4 separate regions of the Mus musculus genome follow, and all the other regions are linked to region 3. A link is a loop called in an ENCODE intact Hi-C map of the cell type or tissue named here. Cell type or tissue: heart. All regions are shown on one strand. Each heading gives the region's core, and the rest is flanking DNA. Links, peaks and the distances in the headings are about the cores only.

What was found. Peaks named below come from ENCODE experiments on the same cell type or tissue, not always from the same donor. Only the 100,000 strongest peaks of a DNase experiment are listed, where the experiment ranks them.
Region 1: it touches region 3 in a loop (2.2-fold over the local background); 2 of 42 quality-filtered maps call a loop at or near these places.
Region 2: it touches region 3 in a loop (4-fold over the local background); 2 of 42 quality-filtered maps call a loop at or near these places.
Region 4: a loop joins it to region 3, with 2.3 times the contacts of the local background. A loop is called at or near these places in 3 of 42 quality-filtered maps.

Annotation. Positions count from the first base shown.
Region 1 is chr13:93,190,167-93,194,905 of GRCm38, forward strand. It overlaps Tent2 (terminal nucleotidyltransferase 2), which reads right to left and starts at 2,251. Exons shown (of 15, transcript NM_133905.3): 1 at 1,928-2,251. In heart, for the core only: a CTCF peak has its summit at 2,390; a DNase peak (open chromatin) is centred at 2,365; H3K4me3 peaks cover 2,446 bases; H3K27ac peaks cover 2,286 bases.
Region 2 is chr13:93,142,294-93,147,032 of GRCm38, forward strand. Cmya5 (cardiomyopathy associated 5) reads right to left here and starts at 2,431. Exons shown (of 13, transcript NM_023821.3): 1 at 2,065-2,431. The coding sequence starts at 2,213. It overlaps Tent2 (terminal nucleotidyltransferase 2), which reads right to left. Exons shown (of 15, transcript NM_133905.3): 15 at 3,562-4,739. In heart, for the core only: a CTCF peak has its summit at 2,517 (motif pointing left); DNase peaks (open chromatin) are centred at 1,588 and 2,408; H3K4me3 peaks cover 2,083 bases; H3K27ac peaks cover 2,389 bases.
Region 3 is chr13:93,497,151-93,501,889 of GRCm38, forward strand. It overlaps Jmy (junction-mediating and regulatory protein), which reads right to left and starts at 2,658. Exons shown (of 11, transcript NM_021310.3): 1 at 1,152-2,658. The coding sequence starts at 2,156. In heart, for the core only: no CTCF peak of the experiment used is centred there; DNase peaks (open chromatin) are centred at 1,461, 2,341 and 2,601; H3K4me3 peaks cover 2,961 bases; H3K27ac peaks cover 2,713 bases.
Region 4 is chr13:93,399,052-93,403,790 of GRCm38, forward strand. It overlaps Homer1 (homer scaffolding protein 1), which reads left to right. Exons shown (of 10, transcript NM_147176.4): 10 at 2,990-4,739. The coding sequence ends at 3,178. Among named protein-coding and RNA genes, the nearest start is that of Gm6109, 47 kb to the right of the region's middle. In heart, for the core only: a CTCF peak has its summit at 2,152 (motif pointing right); a DNase peak (open chromatin) is centred at 750; H3K27ac peaks cover 1,309 bases.

The DNA of each region.
Region 1 (4,739 bases), core at 393-4,392, 310 kb before region 3:
GTCAGGTTCTCTCAGGAATCCTGACCCTTAAGCCAAACTTACCTGACAGACTTCAAACAGAACCATTCCTAAGAAAGTTAACCAACAGCATTCTAGGCTTACACCCCCCACCCCCATAGCCTAAACAATCCTCTAGAGATAAGAAAGTTAATCAAAACCCAGAGATTTCAAAACTGTTTTCTAATATACTTCAATGATTGTAATGATATTAAAACAATAATCTACTGCAAAAACACAAAGGAGCCAGGTGTGGTGGCATACAAACCTTTGATCCCATTGCTTAAAAGACAGAGGGAGGCAGATCTCTGTGAGTTCAAGGCCTGCCTGGTCCAAAAACATGGTAAGGTCTAGGCTAGCTAAAGCTATAGAGAGAGATCCTGACTGAATAGCAAAACAAAACACAAGAGATGTTTGTAAAATAGTTTAATGAAATAAGATCAAGTGAAACTATCATCACTATATCAGAACTTCATAAAATTTTAACCATTTTCGTTATAGTCTTTAAAAAGCTTCCCCCACTAGAGACTACCTGTAAGTTATTTCACATTTTCTGTAGTAGTATGACTAAATTTTATAGTAACATCCAGAAATAGATAGTATCCTACTTTTCATATCTTAAAAGTTACTGGCTTTTAAATCTGTACAAAACAATAAAATAGGATAATCTAGGTAAAATGTGTACTGTTTTTAAAAAGCATTGTACTACTTCTTGCCTTGAGAAAAGAACCTTAAAGACTGTTTTGTCTAATATGCTTAAATCAAGGCAAGATTAATACAGGTTTATGTGTAAATGAAGACACGAGACAAGACAGTAACAGAGTATTTCTAGTGATAACAGTATTTGGTCTCTTAATTTGCAACTGGAATTAACTTTAGTCAAATTGATCTCAACAAGAAGTTATAGACTACTCAAGTTTACATAACTGTCTCTTCACCAAGATTCCTGAGAAAGTAGCAATTTCCTACAAGAACTGCATGGCTTAATCAAGTTATGTGTGCACTCTAAGTGTCTTGGATCAGTTCTTTGTTCTACAACACAAGTGTAACTCCCAGATCCTGCTCAGCATGCACTGTCAAAACCACCTTCAGGCTCTGAACAGAGCATTCTTTTTATTAAAAATTAAATTCCATCTAAGAGTTTCACAGAGTCTGTGTATTTCTCGAACACATACAATTGGGGCAATTCACACCAACCAGTGTTTCTATTACAGGTTACTAATCAGTACAGATTAACCGTGTTAATAGCTGTTAACACAGCAAAGCCCTATAGTACTAAACTATGTACTATGATGGTAGTGTGACTTCACAAAAACCATACGCTAAACACGTTAAATTTCCAATCCTGTTTGACCTGCACAATTTTTCCTCTTCCTCTTATCAACAAACTAATTACTTTAAACAACGCTCAAATAGGGCAAAACAAGAAACTTAAATCACAGATACCAGGAAACACATTGCCCCTTGTGTTCTTAAGCAGTTAAAGAAAGGAGAGCCCAACCACAAATATGACTAGGAAAAGTGAATTCGACCATCAGCCAGTCCTGACCTGACTGAGATGACTCCATGCTGTTTAATTGTCTCAGAGATAAATGCCTTCCACAAGAGTTCGTTAATTTAGACATTTACCTTGGGTCTCCACTGCCTTTTGGAACTCCAAGAGGGAGTATCAAGACAGTCTTACTCTTTCGGTCTAGGGAGTGAGGAGAGGGCGGGAGGCGACATGAGAACTAGCGAGAAGACAGATCAGAGAAAGGCCAACATTCTTCCCAAAGTCCGGCGGCCTGGGAACGCCCCTAATCCAGGGAGCTCCGGGGGAGCGCCAGGCTCTCCCGCGCAAAACACAGCGCCAGTCTCAGCCAAGTTTCACGCGCCCGGCCGGGGACCGGGGCCTGCACTCGTGCATCCCCACCGAAGCCCTGAAACTCACCGGCGTCCACGCCGAAGGGCCGAGCGGGGCCCAGCGGCACTGCCCGCCAACACGCTCCCAGGCCGGAGCTGCCGCCCGAGCAGGCAGAGGTAGGAGCAGCCAGCGGCCCGGCGCAGCGAGGCCCAGCTCGGGCGGGCAGGGCGGCGGAGAGTCACGAGCCTAAGGCCAGGCCCGCGCGGCCGTGGAAGGCTGGGGGTGGCGACAACAAAAAGAAAGGGGGGTGGGGGAGGAAAAAAAAAAAAAGGCGGAAGACTAAAAAGTCGCCGAAAAGGCGGCGTAGACAACCCTGTCACAGGACCCGGAAGATCAACGTGACCCCGGAAAGGAATCATCAGCGGGAGCGAAAGGTCAGACTTCCGGCAGCCGACACTGGAGAGCGCGTTTGCTGAGCTGCGCAGGCGCACAGCCCCACCCTGGTCCAGCCAGGGAGTCTGCGGCGGCTGCTGAGATGGTGGCGAGGGAAGGTACAGCCCGGCCCTTCCGCAGGGCAGTAGGCCACCCCGCTCCGCTGGCGCCGCCTCCTAAGTTACGTGCCGCTGGCCATTTCCAGGAGGCCTGTTCTGTCCATGGAGGGCCTTCCAGGAGATATCCAAAACCAACCTTCCCATTGCTGGAAAGATCAGTATGAAATCGTGGGTGATGTTCTCCTCAACAACAAACAAACAAAAACAGTTTCTTGGAGACAAAATCATGCCTCTAAGGCCCCCAAAACCACCCACACATTACCCTGCCCTAGCTCGCACTCACTTGTCTAACAAATACCCACCATTGTTTCTCATTGAGAGAACTTTAGTATCTGGTGAAACTGTCTAAACTGCTTGATTTATTGATGAATATCTGTAAACAATAGCCCTGTTTTGTCCCCGTAGAATCTGACCGTTCCCAATCCCGAAAGTAATGATTTGTTTACTGCTTTTTGGTTTTCTTGTTATTTATTCTGGGTTTTTTTCCCCCATTGTTTTTAGTTTGGTTGTTTTTTTGTTTTTGTTTTGTTTTTGTTTTGTCGGGACAGGGTTTCTCTGTATAGCCCTGGCTGTCCTGGAACTCACTTTGTAGACCAGGCTGGCCTCGAACTCAATAGTTATTCAATTTTTAATTTTTCTACCTTAATTCACAAACTGAGGTCATTTCTGTGATAATACTTAGAGTCGTTTGATAACTTACTATATGAATAATAACTTAACTGAATCCCACTTATTTCGATAAAGAGTTTTCGTTTCACTTGACTTGCAAAGTCTTTATAAATTATATTTGAATCATTTAAATAATTTTTTAAAAAACTTGTCACGTGCTTCCGAGTATCATCTGATGTGGTAAATGTTAATTGTGCTTTGGTAATAAAGTATGTTCAGTTATTGTGTAGAGTATTTTATAAATGTCAGTTAAGTTGATCTTCAACATGGCTCTGGTTTCCTGTCTTGCTTGTCTTTTCGGGCATAAAAAGGGCATATAAGAAGGCTAGGGCCAAGACAGGTGTGGTGGTGCACGCCTTTAATCCCAGCACTTGGGAGGCAGAGGCAGGCGGATTTCTGAGTTCAAGGCCAGCCTGGGCTACAGAGTGAGTTCCAGGACAGCCAGGGCTACACAGAGAAACCTTATCTCGAAAAACCTAAAACAAACAAACAAAAATGTCAGCCTATCATGTATGAGTCTCTGGGTTCAATACCCAGCACTGAAAAAGTACTGAAATATGGCTATAATTATGGCTCATTCTCTATTTCTTTTCTGTCTGTCAGCTGCTACTGCCCTTATTTATCACCCGCCAGAGAAAGTTTTTATTGTTATGGAAAGATCTACATTGTAAACTGACCTACTTTTTGCTGTTATTATTACTCTGAAGTACGTTCTTTCTGAGCATAATGCAGGTATTCCAGCTTTATGGTGGATAGTATTCATGTGCATTTTAAAAGGGAGACTGTATTTATGAATTTTCTCCTCACTCTAACCAAAATATCTGATAGAAAGGTTTCAGTTGGCTCATGGCTTCAGAAATTTCAGTGCAGTGTAGCTAGGAAGTCATGAAAGAGTTCACCACAGCCAACAGCATGCTCACACCTGCCCAGTACCAAACTGATTCATCTTCACGAACTTCTATACAATTAGAATGGCTGTTTTAAACCATGAAGCTCCACTTAGGACTTCACATTTCCACTACCAATTACATTGTATACACTTCACCACCACATACACATTAAAGAGTTTTTTAAACTTAAAAAAAAAAACTATGACAGAATTGGCTCACAAATATGAAACACCAATAACTACTTTTAAAACTGTTCAACATCCCTAGTTATCAGAGAACTGTAAATTAAAATTACTTTGAATAAGTTAATTCTCACTCCAGACAGAATGCTATCATCAAGAAATCTGACAATAAATGTAGAAGAGGATGGAGGGTGAAAAAAAAAAACCTTACCCTGGTGGCAAAGCAAATCAATGAGCCAGTATGAAACTCAGTTGTGGGGGGCTGGAGAGATGGCTCAGTGGTTATGAAAGAAAATAAAACTTGAGACCTGTGATTTTTTTTTTTTTTTTTTTTTTTTGGTTCTTCGAGACAGGGTTTCTCTGTATAGCCCTGGCTGTCCTGGAACTCACTTTGTAGACCAGGCTGGCCTCGAACTCAGAAATCCGCCTGCCTCTGCCTCCCAAGTGCTGGGATTAAAGGCGTGTGCCACCACACCCAGCTTATAATCATTAAAAGAAAATTTTATTTTATTAGTCAGGGTTCTCTAGAGAAACAGCACTGATAGAATAAAAAATATATGCATGTATATGAATACACACACACACACACACATATTTGAGATTTATT
Region 2 (4,739 bases), core at 448-4,447, 350 kb before region 3:
GTTTGATTCCTGATCGCACTGAGGAGTGAGAGCTACATCTAATTAGAGCTACCACTGCCTTCCTAGCACCCCACCATGGTCCATGCTGTCTTTGTGCTGCCTCTTCATAGACTCTCTTCTGACATCCAACTTTGCTATCTGCCTGTTGTCAGTGCCCTCAAGTCCTATTGAGTCACTCACCCTCTAGCTCAAACAGGTCTCCATCACCTCCTACCATTTCCCCTCAGCTTATTCTGACACGTTTCCTTGCCGTGGTTACTTTTCTGCCTATGGTCAGAACAGGCTGAGATTACCACAGATAAATCCTCACTAGAAGGTCTTAGCTTTTGTTTGGCAAGGGACAACTCAGAAGTGGTGCTTGAAACTGTCAGGTGACCCAGTTGTAGTGTAGATGAGCTCGTTATTCTGGGAAATAGTGGCTGAGCAGGGATATGGGTGTCCCACATGTCACTGTGAGAACCTCTTCTCTGCATGCCTGGGTTGCTGGTCCTCCTCCTCCTCCCTCTCCCATTTCCCATGGGCACCTTCCCCTCTGCCCTTCCTTCGTGCATCTCCTGCCCATCCTCTGATATCCAGTCTGGAGCCAGTGCTCGCTGATTCTAGACCTTCTGCCCTCATTCTGACCTTCCACAGTACAGTGTTTATATAGCATAAAGTCCTCCTCAGCATATAGTCATAATACTCATAATTTCTATCGTTTCCTGCAAAGTTTTTGAGGGTAGAGTGTGTTTCCTTCTTGGTAGTTGCTTCAAGATTTCCAGCTGATGGTTTTCTGCAATTGGCGGTACCCTATACATGTACACGGGACTACATGTATACGCATGTGGAGACCAATCCCTCATGTACAGTTTACCTTAAAAAGAAAAAGCCATCACCACCAGCCTGGAACTCACTGACAGCACAGTGAGCCTCAGGGATTCTGTCTCCATCTCCCTAACAGAGATAACAAGCACAAGCCACAGTGCTGGGCTTTCCGCCAGTACTGCAGGTATTGACCATAGGAACTGGGGATTAAGCTCCAGTCCTTGAGCTCACAAGGCAAGCACCTTACCAGCGGAGCCATCTCCCCAGCCTTCAATGCCACTCTTGGGCTACTCCAACTTGAACAATTCTGGTCTTGGTTGGGCATTCTGAAATGATAAACCATCACTTGCCACCCCCAAAGCCTTTTGATAGGACCACCCAGGAAGAGATACCATTGATGACATGCTTACGATTAAACAAAACATCCATACTACTATTGTCATTTTAGGGCTGGATGAAAAGGGACAAAGTAGAGACAAAGTAGAAAGCCTTAATGCGTGCACACACACACACACACACACACACACACACACACGTATGTATGTATATAGTATTACTTAATCTCATTCGCCTTATTGATAGATATTTAGGACCAGAACGACTTTTAGGACAGACGTTGCTAAAACATCACCCAGGAGAGCCCAGCTGGCCTGGAAATCAGTCTTCCTGCTTCTGCCTTTCTATTATTGGAATCACAAGGGCAGGCCAGCCACACCTGGCCTTCATGATTCTTCCCTCTAAGGAGTGTATGGGATGTTTGCACCAAAATAGCTTCCATACAGCAAACTAGCCCAGCGCTAGAACTCTAGGAGGCTGCCATACCTTTGAAGGTAATGGACAGAGCCTTCTGACTCCAGACCCTTCCCCAAGCTCAGGCAGGCAAGATTGATCCAGGGCGGGGAGCCAGAGGCAAGTATTCCAGCACAGTTTTGCGGTTAGGCAGAACCCCAAGTAAGTCTCCAAGAATAAACGAGCAAGTCACAAGGAGCTGGGAGGCGGGGGTGGGGGAGGGGGTGGGGGCCGACTGTGAACTTTGCTGCAGGCGGACCTGTCACTCCTGCTGACAGCAAGCACCTTGCACCTTCAAGTTTTTAAAGAAGGCGGCGCGTCCCAGACAGTGTGCTTGGCTCCGGGGAAATGAACTTCTGAGGTTGGAAAGGGAAAGGAAAAGGTTGGGGGGGGGGGGGTGGCCACTGGCCCGGCGGGACACCTGTGGAGTGGACAGCTTTGTTAGGTCCGGGCGGTTCCCGCTCAGGCTACCTGGCGTCGGGCTCCTCCTCCGACTCGGCCGCCGTCTCCTCCCCCTCGCCCTCCGACTCCTCCTCCGTCTCCAGCTCCTGGGCCACCTCCTCGTCTGCACCCCATCCTAGGAAGCCCTGGGCTGCGAGTCCGCTGTCGCCGCTCTCCATCGCGCCTGTCCTGGCCGGAGTCGGAGCTGCCCACGCCTCGCCCGGTGTTCTCCGTCTGACTGCACTTTGCCAGGGCCCGCGGGGCTGCTTGGGTTCCCGGCGCGCGGGGCGGGGTCGCCCCAAGCCTTTAAATAGAAGGCGTCAAGAAAGTTTCGCCACGGAGCTTCTGCGGCCCTGGCTCAGCTTCCTCTGGTTCCAGTCCCTGCCAACTTCCCCGCCCGTTTTGGCAGATCTTCAGCGGCCTTTGTGGCCAGGGCAGAAAGCAGTGTTGAGCGTCAAAAGGACCCACCAGCCCAGCCTTCCATCTAGTGGCCTGGTGGTTCTTACACTTCTAGCTGAGCTGCGGGTGCTTCGTGCCAAATGAGGCAGCATCCAGAGAAGATAACGTTATGGTTTGTAGCTAGCTTAAGGCCCCACTGCTCTTACTGTGACAATGGAAACAAACTAGCGCCCTAGGGGACTAAGATCTCATTGGATCAAGTAAAGCCAGTGCTTAACCTGTCAACCACTGCTCTAGGACGAAAGCCCAAGATCCTCATAGAGATCAAATCCTGACTAATCCACTTTTAGAAATCAGGTATTTACACAGTATCAAGTGAATTCTTTCTGCCTGAGAGGCCCACCTGTTCACTTATTCAAGATCACCACCTTTCTCTGAAATCTCCATGTTTGAACTCCTGCTCCTCTCCAGGAACTCAAAGCAGTCTTTTGAATATGATTGTTTCTGTTTGTAAGATAATGTTTCTGAAAAGGCCTAGACCTGTTTAGTACAACGGTTAGAAAGACGGCTAGATCTCCAAACCTTTATTTTAATCATCGCAGATTCTTACAATTGTTAAATGAGATGGAAACTAAGGGTATTATTCTCCAGTTACATCAGCTTGTGTGCTGTACATCGGGTCTGAGGACAGAGAGGTATAGATAGGCATCCTCTTTTACCACTGATTTTGCCAAGACCCTATTTCAAACTAACTCAAAATTTAGAATTATTTAGAGTCCACACGTCTAATACTAACAATATTTTAACAGCACATCCAAACAAAAAATGTAGTATTCACTTGAAATTGAAAAGATTTTAAGTCTCCAGCTGGGGAAATGCTCAATGGGTGGAGCACTTGCGTAGCAGACACCGGCTGTGTTTAATCCCTAGCACTGAAAAGAAATTGTAAAAAACCAAACACCTTTAGCTGATACAGCTGGACTGCCCTGAGTATATGATCTTAAGTGCTGGCTCATGGATTCCAGTATGCAGATTTCTTAAGCCTTTTGTCTATTTGTTACAACAAATAGTCTGACTAGGAGAGTGGAACCACTGAAAACAACATGGTGGCAATGCAAGAGTCCACACTACGGCAAAGTCTGAGGCTTTATTAAATGCCATAGTGCTGCAGAGTAGAACACCCGTCCCCAAGGGACTATGATTGACAAACATTACCTGAGGTCACACTGAACTGTTATACTCAATACACTCTGAGAAAGCGCTGCACAATGTGGGATAAATCTTAGAAATGTTTCCAAGAAAAAAAATCATATGTAAATTTTTTTAAACTGCATCAAAAGTACTACAGATCAGTATTCTAAAAAACTGACCCATAGAGAAAGCTCTAATCCTAATTATAACACAGAAGTAATGTGGTTCACAGGCTCCAGATGAGCTTCGTCCCAGACACTCTTCGCATTCAATAATCAAGCACGATTAGGTTCCGATCAGTTAAGATAATTACAGCCTTAATATCACAAAAACAACTGCACAGAAAAATAACACCTCAACAATGTCCAGATATAAACTTTATTCCATTTGACAGCATACAAAAATTTAAACTTAAAAAGAAAAAAGAAAATATGCACCCTTTGTAAGTCAAACAAAGTGAAAGTTTTAGTTTTTTAATTGGTCTGCAAAAAATAGTTTAGTGGTACAAATTGTACCACTGTAGGCCTACAAGAAGTTTGCAATCTTTGAAAAAGTTAAAACTGCCTTCAAGATTACTTTTTATATTTAAATGTACAATACAGGTACTGACCAATTTACAAGTATTTACATAAACTAAAAACAATCTTATTAAACAGCTTAGCTTGCATCTGAACTACTACTTTCATGTGGAAGAGAAATACTAAAAAAGATTTTTGTATAAACATTAAACTTTTATTTATAACTTTATTGTCTTATCTAAAACACTTTGTAGTGGCTTACTGCCTAAAAATTCCAGTTTAGATTATAATCCACGGAAATCTGATTCTACAAGTAGGATATAATCTCAACGTTGATGTTTCCGTTTTCTGCTGTTTCCTATCATGAGGAAAATAAAACCAGGAAAACAGGCGAAGCCACAGTGCACAGGTTCACTGTGCTATCAGAAAGCAGAAGAAACTCCATTTTTTCCAAAATATTTAAGTCAGAGACTTTCAAATAGTCCATAAACAAGTCACTAACTGTTGTTAGTGTTCCTGTTACAACAGTGCAAAATGTATTGTTTCAACACAAAATCTAAAGCAACCTCCAGAGTCTATCAAAGTCAGTTGTGAAGT
Region 3 (4,739 bases), core at 516-4,515:
GTGCTTCTGGCTGTCCTGGAACTCCCTATTCACACCAGGCTGGCCTTGAACACACAAAGATCCACATGCCCGAGTGCTGGGATTAAAGATGTGAGCTAGAGTGAAGAGTCTTGATAGAGGAAGTTGTAAATGTATGCATAGTGTATGGTGTAAGTGAGAAATAATAGTCTAGCAAAGTCAAACACCAAATATTCTAGTAAGAAACTAAGAACATTCCAGGTTCCTGGCCTAATATCAGTTAAATATACATACAAATGACAGCAATTCAGGAATAAAAACTCCATGAAACAGAGCTTCTCTCCATCCCAAGTTCAAGCACAAAATACTGTGACATTAAAACAAATTGCTTTGAAAAATTGTATATTGCCCATTAGAAGTCACCTTATTAAATTACACTTTTTAGTACATTTCTACAGAAGAGGCATGACTATAAACACACACTGAAGAGCTCACTACGTATAGCCTTTATTTCCTGTTATTTAAAGACTCAAGAAGTATGTTAAAGTGTTCACACTACATATAAAAGCTCAAAGCATTCCTGCCCTTGACCTACCTTCTCCCTAAAACAGGAGTGAAACTTGAGCCATCTGTAAAGACTTCATAGTCTAAAATCTTACTTATGTCAATTCTCATTTGGTCAAGTCAACACACTTTTTAAAAAATAAATTTAGGGCTGGGTGTAGTTCAGTGGTACACTTTGAGCACCGCAAAACGCTGAAAAGTAAAATTTCATACTTACCTATGTTGCCAGAGCACACAAGGCAAACAAAAGCAGATCAACTTTGATCGGTAAGACAACAATTTTCAGTACATAAACATGACACCCTGAAAGAAGAGCTAATGTCTGGGCAAGCTACTTTAGGGGGAGAGTAACATTCATTTAGTTTAAGATTACAGAATACCTGTTTTTCTAAATGCTTTTATCTCTACCTGTATTTTTAGTAAACTGGGTACTTTTTGGAGGGGTAAAAAAACTCAAAACTTCCCAAAGATCCATCGCTGAGATAAGTAAAGAAAGCCGATCAGGAGCCCTCCTGTTCTTCCTTTTCCCGCGGCTAGAAAAGAAGACACTTCGCAGACCCCAAACCCAGGCTCCAACACTTGGCAGTGAGACGTGAAAACTAGGACCGCTGCTCGGACTCCGCACTCACCTCCTGGATGCGCCTCCTGGCCCGCTGAAGCACCTCTTCATAGCCCTTCTGCCGCAGCTCGCTGAGGCTTTCGTAATACTCCTCCGGATCATCCGTCTCGGTGAAAAGAACCTGAGAAAGGATCTTCCAGCCACACGTGTCCAGGCCGTGGCCCAGGTATACCTGGAGTTGGTAACATAGAGCGTCGATCTCCTGCTCGGTCATCTCGGGGGCGCCCCCAAACAGCACCGTCCACATGCCTGACGGCTCTTCGGGGAACACCGGCAGACACGGCTCCAGCTGGGAGTTTACCGAGCACAGCTGCTGATGCACGGCTCGCAGATCCTGGAAGGAGAAAAGCCCGGCCCAGCTGCATTCTTCGGCCGGAGACTCCAGCTCCGCGGCAGACGGCGGCTGCTCCGAGTCCGGGAGCGGCTGTGGCGCCTCGTCCTCCCTCACCATTTCCAGGACCTCGATCTCCTCGGAGACCGCCCCGGAGGCACTCACCACCCGCACCGACGACACCGGGGGCACCGGGGGCGCCGGCGGGGCTGGCGTGGCACTGGCGGTCGCATCTCGGGATTCGGCGCTTCTGCGGAGCGGGCTGGCCTTAGCCCGCGCGGGGCTACGGAGAGGACTCTCCGGTCCTCTGCCCGCGGGACCCCGAGGAGGATCCCCCTTCAGGCTGCGCGCGCTGCGCGGAGAGCCGCCCTCGGCCCAGGCCTGGCTTTTCCGTGGCCCGGGACTCCGGAGCGCTGCTGTAGCAGAGGCAGCGGCCTCTGACCGACCCCTGGCCGCGGGGCTGCCCGGACCGCGACTCCCATCAGACGCGGGCGTCCCCGCCTGTTCCCGGGAACCGCTCCTCTGTCTCTGGGCCGTCCGGTTGTGACAGGTTATAGCAAACTTGCCTTCGATCTCGTTCCAGGCCACAATGAACACAAACTTGTGCTTCTCGCGCTCGTCGAATACGTGGGGCCGCACCGCCACCCAGTCGGACTCGAGTGTCTCCTCCAGCGCGAACGACATGGTAGCTCCGGTGCCCGGCGAGGGGGGTCGCCCGCCCGGCCGAGTCTCCGCGGTGGCCGCGCCCCCAGCTCACCCTTGCGGGGCGCCTGCAGCCATCTTAGCGCGCCGGCCGCTCACCCACCGGCTCCTTTGTGGTGCGGCTCTCAGAAGAGACAATACGCGGCCCGGAGCAGGTAGTTCACATGGTCACGTGCGGCCGGATCTGTTTACAAGCCGCTCGCTGCCGCAGCGCAGGGCCCTGGGCCGCCGGACCGGCCTGCGCGGAGCCGCGGGGCTGCGTGCTGAGGCGCGCGTCCGCCGCTCGCCCGCCGGGGCCTACCTCCCCGCCGCCCCTCTGCCCCCGGCCAACAGCGCCCAGCCAGCCAGAACCAGAACCAGAAAGCAGACTCCTAAAGCGCTAGTCTCAGCGTCGCCACAATGTTGCCATTCGGCTGTGACGTCTGCGGCTCCACGAGGGACGTAAACACGGGCACGTGCGGCACGCTGCTGACGCGGCGGCGGCAGCAGCGGCAACGGGAGCGGCGGCGCGCGTCCCGCCCGCCCGGCGGCGCCCCGCCCCCCTCCGCGTCCCTCCAGCCGCGCCTGCGCGCCGCCGCGTTCCTGGCCCCAGCCCTGCCCCCTTTTTCCCGGCCCGGAGTCTGTGGCTGCGGGATGACGCTTTTCTGCAAGATGAGAGACTGGTGTGCCCGGCCGCACAGGTTGCTTTGAACCCCCGGCAAGAGGAGCAAAGGCAGAGGGACTCTGAGACTTTGTTCAAGGACCTTGATGTAGCCCTCCTTCACCCTAAGTGAATCTGGATCGCCAACTGTGTTCAGACGCGTCCTAAACAGTCCGGGAACTCTGCCTTGCTTTACAAGGCTAAGCCAAAGGGTTCCATTCTCCCCTGACATCCTTCAGACACAATTTAAGTTAGACATGTATGCAAAACAACTCAGGAGAATACGAAAACAGTAGGAAAATTCAGTCACGTCCTAAAGAGCGTGAACATTTGTCTCAATTTATCCTTCTTTTATTGCTTCGGCTTTCCTCGTTGTGTACTGTTCTGAGAATCTCTTTGGGCAGTCACTGCACTAAAGTTTTGACATTGTATTCAGTTATCAGAGTTCCCAGAAAGCACAAACAAAAAGTTTTTATCAGCCTGGCAAGGCAGTGCATAACTATAATCCCAACACTTGGTGAGTAGAGGCAACCAGATATGGTAATTCAAGGCCAGCAGGGGCTACAAAAGACCTTGTTTCAAAAACCAGCCAGAAAAATCCAATTATTCATACTAAATTGTGTTGAAACATTCCTAATATTGTCTAGTAGGTTTATAATCCACTTTATATTATTGGCGTCATCTTTCCTGTCAGTGTCTAAGGCATCAAGCAGGCACTAATGTATAATAGGAATTAGTTCTTTTACTTTAAGCCACATTTCTAAAACGTGTGAAAATCATCTGAGTCACCCTCACGTTGTCAGCTACACACAGTTTTGTATTGGCCTGACATCTAAATTGATAGTCAAAAGTTTTAGACCTATCTCTTGGCTGAACTTTTTTTTTTGTTTTGGTTTTGGTTTTTTGGAGACAGGGTTTCTCTGTGTAGCCCTGGCTGTCCTGGAACTCACTTTGTAGACCAGGCTGGCCTCGGACTAAGATATCTGCCTGTCTCTGCCTCCCAAGTGCTGGGATTAAAGGCGTGTGCCACCACCGCCTTGCTGAACATTTTAAACTTTAAACATCTGCTTTGAAACCCATGCCTACTCTTGGACCAAACACACACACACACACACACACAGCAAGATTCAGAAAAAGATAAAAATGACTTCAACCTTTTGGAATTCTTATAATGAGCTGCATATTTTCAAAGCTTGTACATATGTGTCAGCTCTTCCGTGCAAATCAAAAGCACCTTTGAAAACGCTGGGAGAGACCCAAGTATGGTGGCCCACTCCTTTATTCCACAACTCAGTAGGGAGAGACAGTCAGATCTCTGGGAGTTCATAGCCAGCTGGTCTACAGGGAGAGGGAGAGGGAAGAGGGAGGGAAGGGGAAGAGGAGGAAGAGGGGAAGGGAGAGGAGGGAAGGAGAGGGAGAGGAGGGGGAGGGGAGGAGAGGAGAGGGGTCTGGGGTGTTACTCAGTGCTTGGGGTACTTACAAAGCACTCATGAAATCCTGAGTTCAATTTCCAGCAACACAAAAATAAATAAAATGCTAAAGGAAAGAAACCCACTGCAAATTGGAGTCTTCAGCAAGTAACGTTACAGAAAAATTGTCCTTTTGATAAAAAGATAACTGCTTAGTTTTTTTGTTTTTTTGTTTTTTTGTTTTTTTTTTGTGATAGAGTTTGAAATCACCAGCTCTCTTTATTCAATACATTTATAAATCTGCAGAATGCAGGCTAAATATGCCTAAAAGAAATCAATGCCAGGCTTGGTAGCTATACCTCAATTCTACCATCTGGGAGTCTGGGGTAGGATTGCCTCCTGTAGTCAGCCTGAGCCACAAGGTTAGTCTACCTCACACAAAACAGAGCAACATTTGATGTACATGGATTAACTGTCATACCTATCTACTGCTATAAAATTGTGACTTATCACAAA
Region 4 (4,739 bases), core at 542-4,541, 98 kb before region 3:
TGATGCTTGTGGTGTTCTCTGTCTTCAGTAAAGTTGAAGTCCTGACATTTGCACAACTTTATTCTCAGTGCATGTTCCTGTGGTTTGTGGAGGATAGCTGGCAGATGTCAGTGTACAAACACTTACTACTTTGTCCACTCAGAAACAGCTTCTACTTTTTTATTGCCAATATCTTCTTTCTAGACATCATTAAGTAAAGACCATTTTACTCATGCTGAATAACTTATCCCTAGTGTCTACTGCATCTGCCCAACAACTAATTGTTAGATAACGTCTTCAAAATACATACATTTCTTTTACTGCTGTGTAGATATGAGTTATTGACGCTTCTCTTGTCGATTGAAATATCCTGATATGTGTAAATGTTCATAGTCTATTATAAGATATATCTTAAGTGCATACTTGATATCTTAAGTATAATCTGCGAGGCAGATGTCAAGACAATTTTTGTATGGCTTTTATTTAGATTGAATGGTGTAGGATTTAAATGTAGTGAAAATTAGTATAGCCGGTCCCATTGGCTATAGTTTTAATATGTAATTTAAAAAAAAAATCTATTTTGAGTCTCTTAACAAAGGAATTTGAGATTCTGTTCTATTATTTTTTTTCATGTGCAGCATGAAATTGGTGGCCCTCGTGTGCCTTAAAGATGAGGAAATTAACTGACAAAAGCAATGGTAGAAGGCAAGCCCGGGGAGAGCAGCAAAGGCCAGAAGGAGACTGGCGAGTGCTGGCTGTCACTTCAGTCACACTACTTGGCCCCTACTCTCTAGGTTATCTATTCTTACCTAGAACATATTCTCCCCATCTAAAAATAGGTCACAGCCATCTGTATAGTGTGAGTGCTGCTATGTTACCTAACTAGTACATTTCCTACAGAGGCCTGTCTTGGAGTAGGACATTCATCTAAAGAGTATAGTGCGGCTTTAAACAACTGAAGAAATAGTGTTTTGTGAGGTTCCATTTAAAATGTTTGGATGTTACATTGGGTGGAGAAGAGAACAAGGGGCCTTTCATTTCTAAGGGACGCTGTAGAGGGCAAACTGGGCAGTGGCTGTGAGCTGGACATGATGAGGAGTGACGTTCAGTCTATTTCTGTAGCTGGAAACATTCAATCCTTAAGCTTGTTGAAATGCAAAAGAACACTCTGCAGTCATGAGTGCAATTTTCACATTTGATCACAGGACTTCTTCCTCTCTAATAGTTTACAGCCTCTATGGATTTAGCTTCTAAATTTATTACTATTAATTTCAAATTTTTTATTAGATGTCTTCACTTTGCAGATTATTCGAAGATTGATTAAAAACATGCAAGACTAACGTTGAAGTGGCTAACATCAAGTAGCAAACACTTTGAGATTGTACTGGGCTGTTAGACTCTTAAGTTATAAACTGTAGCTGTGCTGTTTCCCTCTTGATTCTTCTACACATTGGAGCTCATCTAAGCATGCTATAATGTCAGATCACATGGTTATGATGAGGATTATCAATTGTTACTTTTCTTTTTTTTTTTTTTTGGTTTTTTGAGACAGGGTTTCTCTGTATAGCCCTGGCTGTCCTGGAACTCACTCTGTAGACCAGGCTGGCCTCGAACTCAGGCTGCCTCTGCCTCCTGAGTGCTGGTATTAAAGGCGTGCGCCACCACTGCCCGGCCAATTGTTACTTTATTTAATGTTTTCAAATCAGTTTACCCAAATCTTTTTCTCAAGACTTCAATGTTTTAATTACATTTATATATTTATTATGTGTTTGCCACAGTGGATTGTAAATTTCCACTATGTGTGTATGGTGTATGTGTATGTGAGTGAATGAGTCAAGGTCTCACTATGTAGCTATGGGTGTCCTGAAACTCACTCTGTAGACCAGGCTAACCTTGGTCTCACAGAGATCTATCTGCCTCTGCTTCCCTAGTACTGGTGTGCAATACTATACCCAGGTTGTGAGTTTTGGAAACAAGAATCTTTATCTGGTGAGCATCTTGCTGGCTCTAAACGCTTCCATTTTTGAAAATATTGTGAAAAAAAATAATATGGAGAAAAAAGTATTCCTAATGCAAACAGCAGAATTCCTTCATTTACATCTTTATTTCTATGTGTATGAATGTTTTGTCAACATGCATATTTATGTACCACATGCATGCAATGCCTGTGGAGGCCAGAAGATGGCATTGGATTCCCTGGAACTGGAGTTACAGATGGATGTGTGCTGCCATGTGGGTGCTGGGAATTGAATCCTGGTCCTATAGAAGAATAGCCAGTGCTCTTAACTGCTGAGCCAACTCTAAATTTGATTTTTTTAAAGCTTAAGCTAAATCATCACTCATGTAATTTTGGCTTTTTGGACTTGCTTCATTATCTAGTATTTGCCATAGATTTTGTGTTGTCACAAAATTTTGCTTTCTTGTTGTCATTTCTCTCTTTCCTGGATTGCCAGCATAGAATTGGCAACTTTATACTTCTGTTACATGCAGTTACTGTATCTATGCATTTTAGTCTCTAGAGTTGAACAATTATATATTCTTAAACATACATTCCTTTGATCCTGACTGTGAGATCAGGATCAGTATAAGACCAAGTTGCACTCTCATTTTAGGGAGTTGCTTCCTTTCTAACTCTAACTTTAGAGTTACTGGTTAGAACTTACTTCCTTCTTGTCTCTGCCTACCCTCATCTTATTTCTCAGTTACGTAGGAGTAGCAATAAAATGGAGTTGTACATAATCTTCCACAACAAGGGTGTTGTGCTTGCCCTGTAACTGCATGGCGTGAAACAGGAGCAGCGGTTTGCTATTGATGAGAGGTCAGGTGTATCATAACCAAGCCGTGGCTTTCTGAGATGGCTGAATACAAATCTCCTTAAATTGTATGAAGTTGAATGTCAGAGGCACAGCCTGATTGTCAGACTTACAGGAGGACACTAGGAATGGTAGGAATGCATTGTCGTCTGAAGGATGAACTGACATGTATGTGTGTTATACTTTTCTTTCTGAAGGAAGTTGAAATTCGAAATAAAGACCTGGAGGGGCAGCTGTCTGACCTAGAACAGCGCCTGGAGAAGAGCCAGAACGAACAAGAGGCTTTCCGCAGTAACCTGAAGACACTCCTAGAAATTCTGGATGGAAAAATATTTGAACTAACAGAATTACGAGATAATTTGGCCAAGCTACTGGAATGCAGCTAAAGAGAGTGAAATTTCAGTGCCAATAGATGGAGAGATGCTGTCTGTCTTCCTAGGACTGTTTGGGCTCCGTACCAAGATTGCACAAAATTTTTTGAATATCATTCCTCCAGGAGGAGGGTGTTTTGAAAATTGGAATTGTATATTTCAGTATAAATTTTAGAATTTAGCTTATAGCTAGTTGGGGAAAAAAAAAGACATGAAAAACTTGAACTACAAATTACCTCCATGTATATTGGCCATAGTTAACTGGAAAGTTATAAGTAGACACTTTAATGCAATCTTTTCCCCCTGATATTAGCCAATGGGAGAATTAACAATGTCTGGGTCCCTTCTCCTCTTTTGTTCAACACAGTGAAGATTATATGCTTTTTAAATTTATTTATGATATCTACAGCTGTGTTTTGTGCAAAAACTTAGTAATGGAAGCCCTGTCTTTGTTGTTATCTGAATAATTTCTCAGGATAATTTTTCGCTGCTGAGAAAGGGCCATTACCAATTAATCCTTGCCAGGAGTTGGGGAGCTATGCCTCTAAGTGAAACTCACTATCAACGGGTGTCTGGAGTTCTTCCCTTTTTGTACTGAGAGTGTTTTCACTCTAGTGACTACTCTGGTACACTCTGCTATCTCCAATCTTGTCTGTTATATAGTTTACTTTTCCATATTGATTCCATGTATTTATGAGAGGATACTGTCTCCCAGTTTATTATACATTTTAAAGCCAACTAAACAAAGGCAGCTGAGTCCCTCAGATATTTTTCTTTTTAAATTTATAGTAAATTTGACACACAGAACTGAAATACAGCAGTCCGTCCTTGACGGTTTAGTCTAGCAATGTTAAGTATATTTACAGAAAATATGCAGTTACATTTATTTATATATTTGGCAAGAAATCTTTTCTGAGTGATCAATGCATTTCAATTTATGAAAAATAATGGTTAGGGGGCACTGTTTATTATAGATAATTTTAAGGTATATAACTGTTTTCAAGGACGGCCACTTCCACCTAGCGGTCAAGCCGAGAGGACTGCATCTAAATTGTGACTGTGGCAGATGGGTCTTCACAGAAACCATGTCTTTATTCAAACTTCACAAGGCTATATTTTGAACTGTTAACTAGGCATTTCAAAACAGGAGATACCTTCAACAGACTCTTCTCCAAGAGCAGGTTTTACTGTTTTTTTGATGTAATTTTAAGACATTTAGCAAACATGCATTTCTTTATATGATACATTTCTTTCACAAAACAATTTAAAAGTAAGCCAAGTGCTGCCTGCTCTGCGAGTAGGAACTGCATCAGAATCGTGTATCTTGCTGTACAATGCCTGTGATAGTGAAGAGGGTTCTTCTTAGTGTATGCTTGGGTACCTAACTCTGGAGTCAATGAATGCACCCAATTTTTTTTGTTTGTACCCCAAATGATTGAATTGTTAAATACAAATTAAGCAGATTAACCCATCTTTCTCACTCAAACAGATTCTTTAGTATGTTTTATATTTATGTGTATGTATGTCAATACATACATACTAATTTATATTAGAATGAAAATAAATCGTTTGTTTC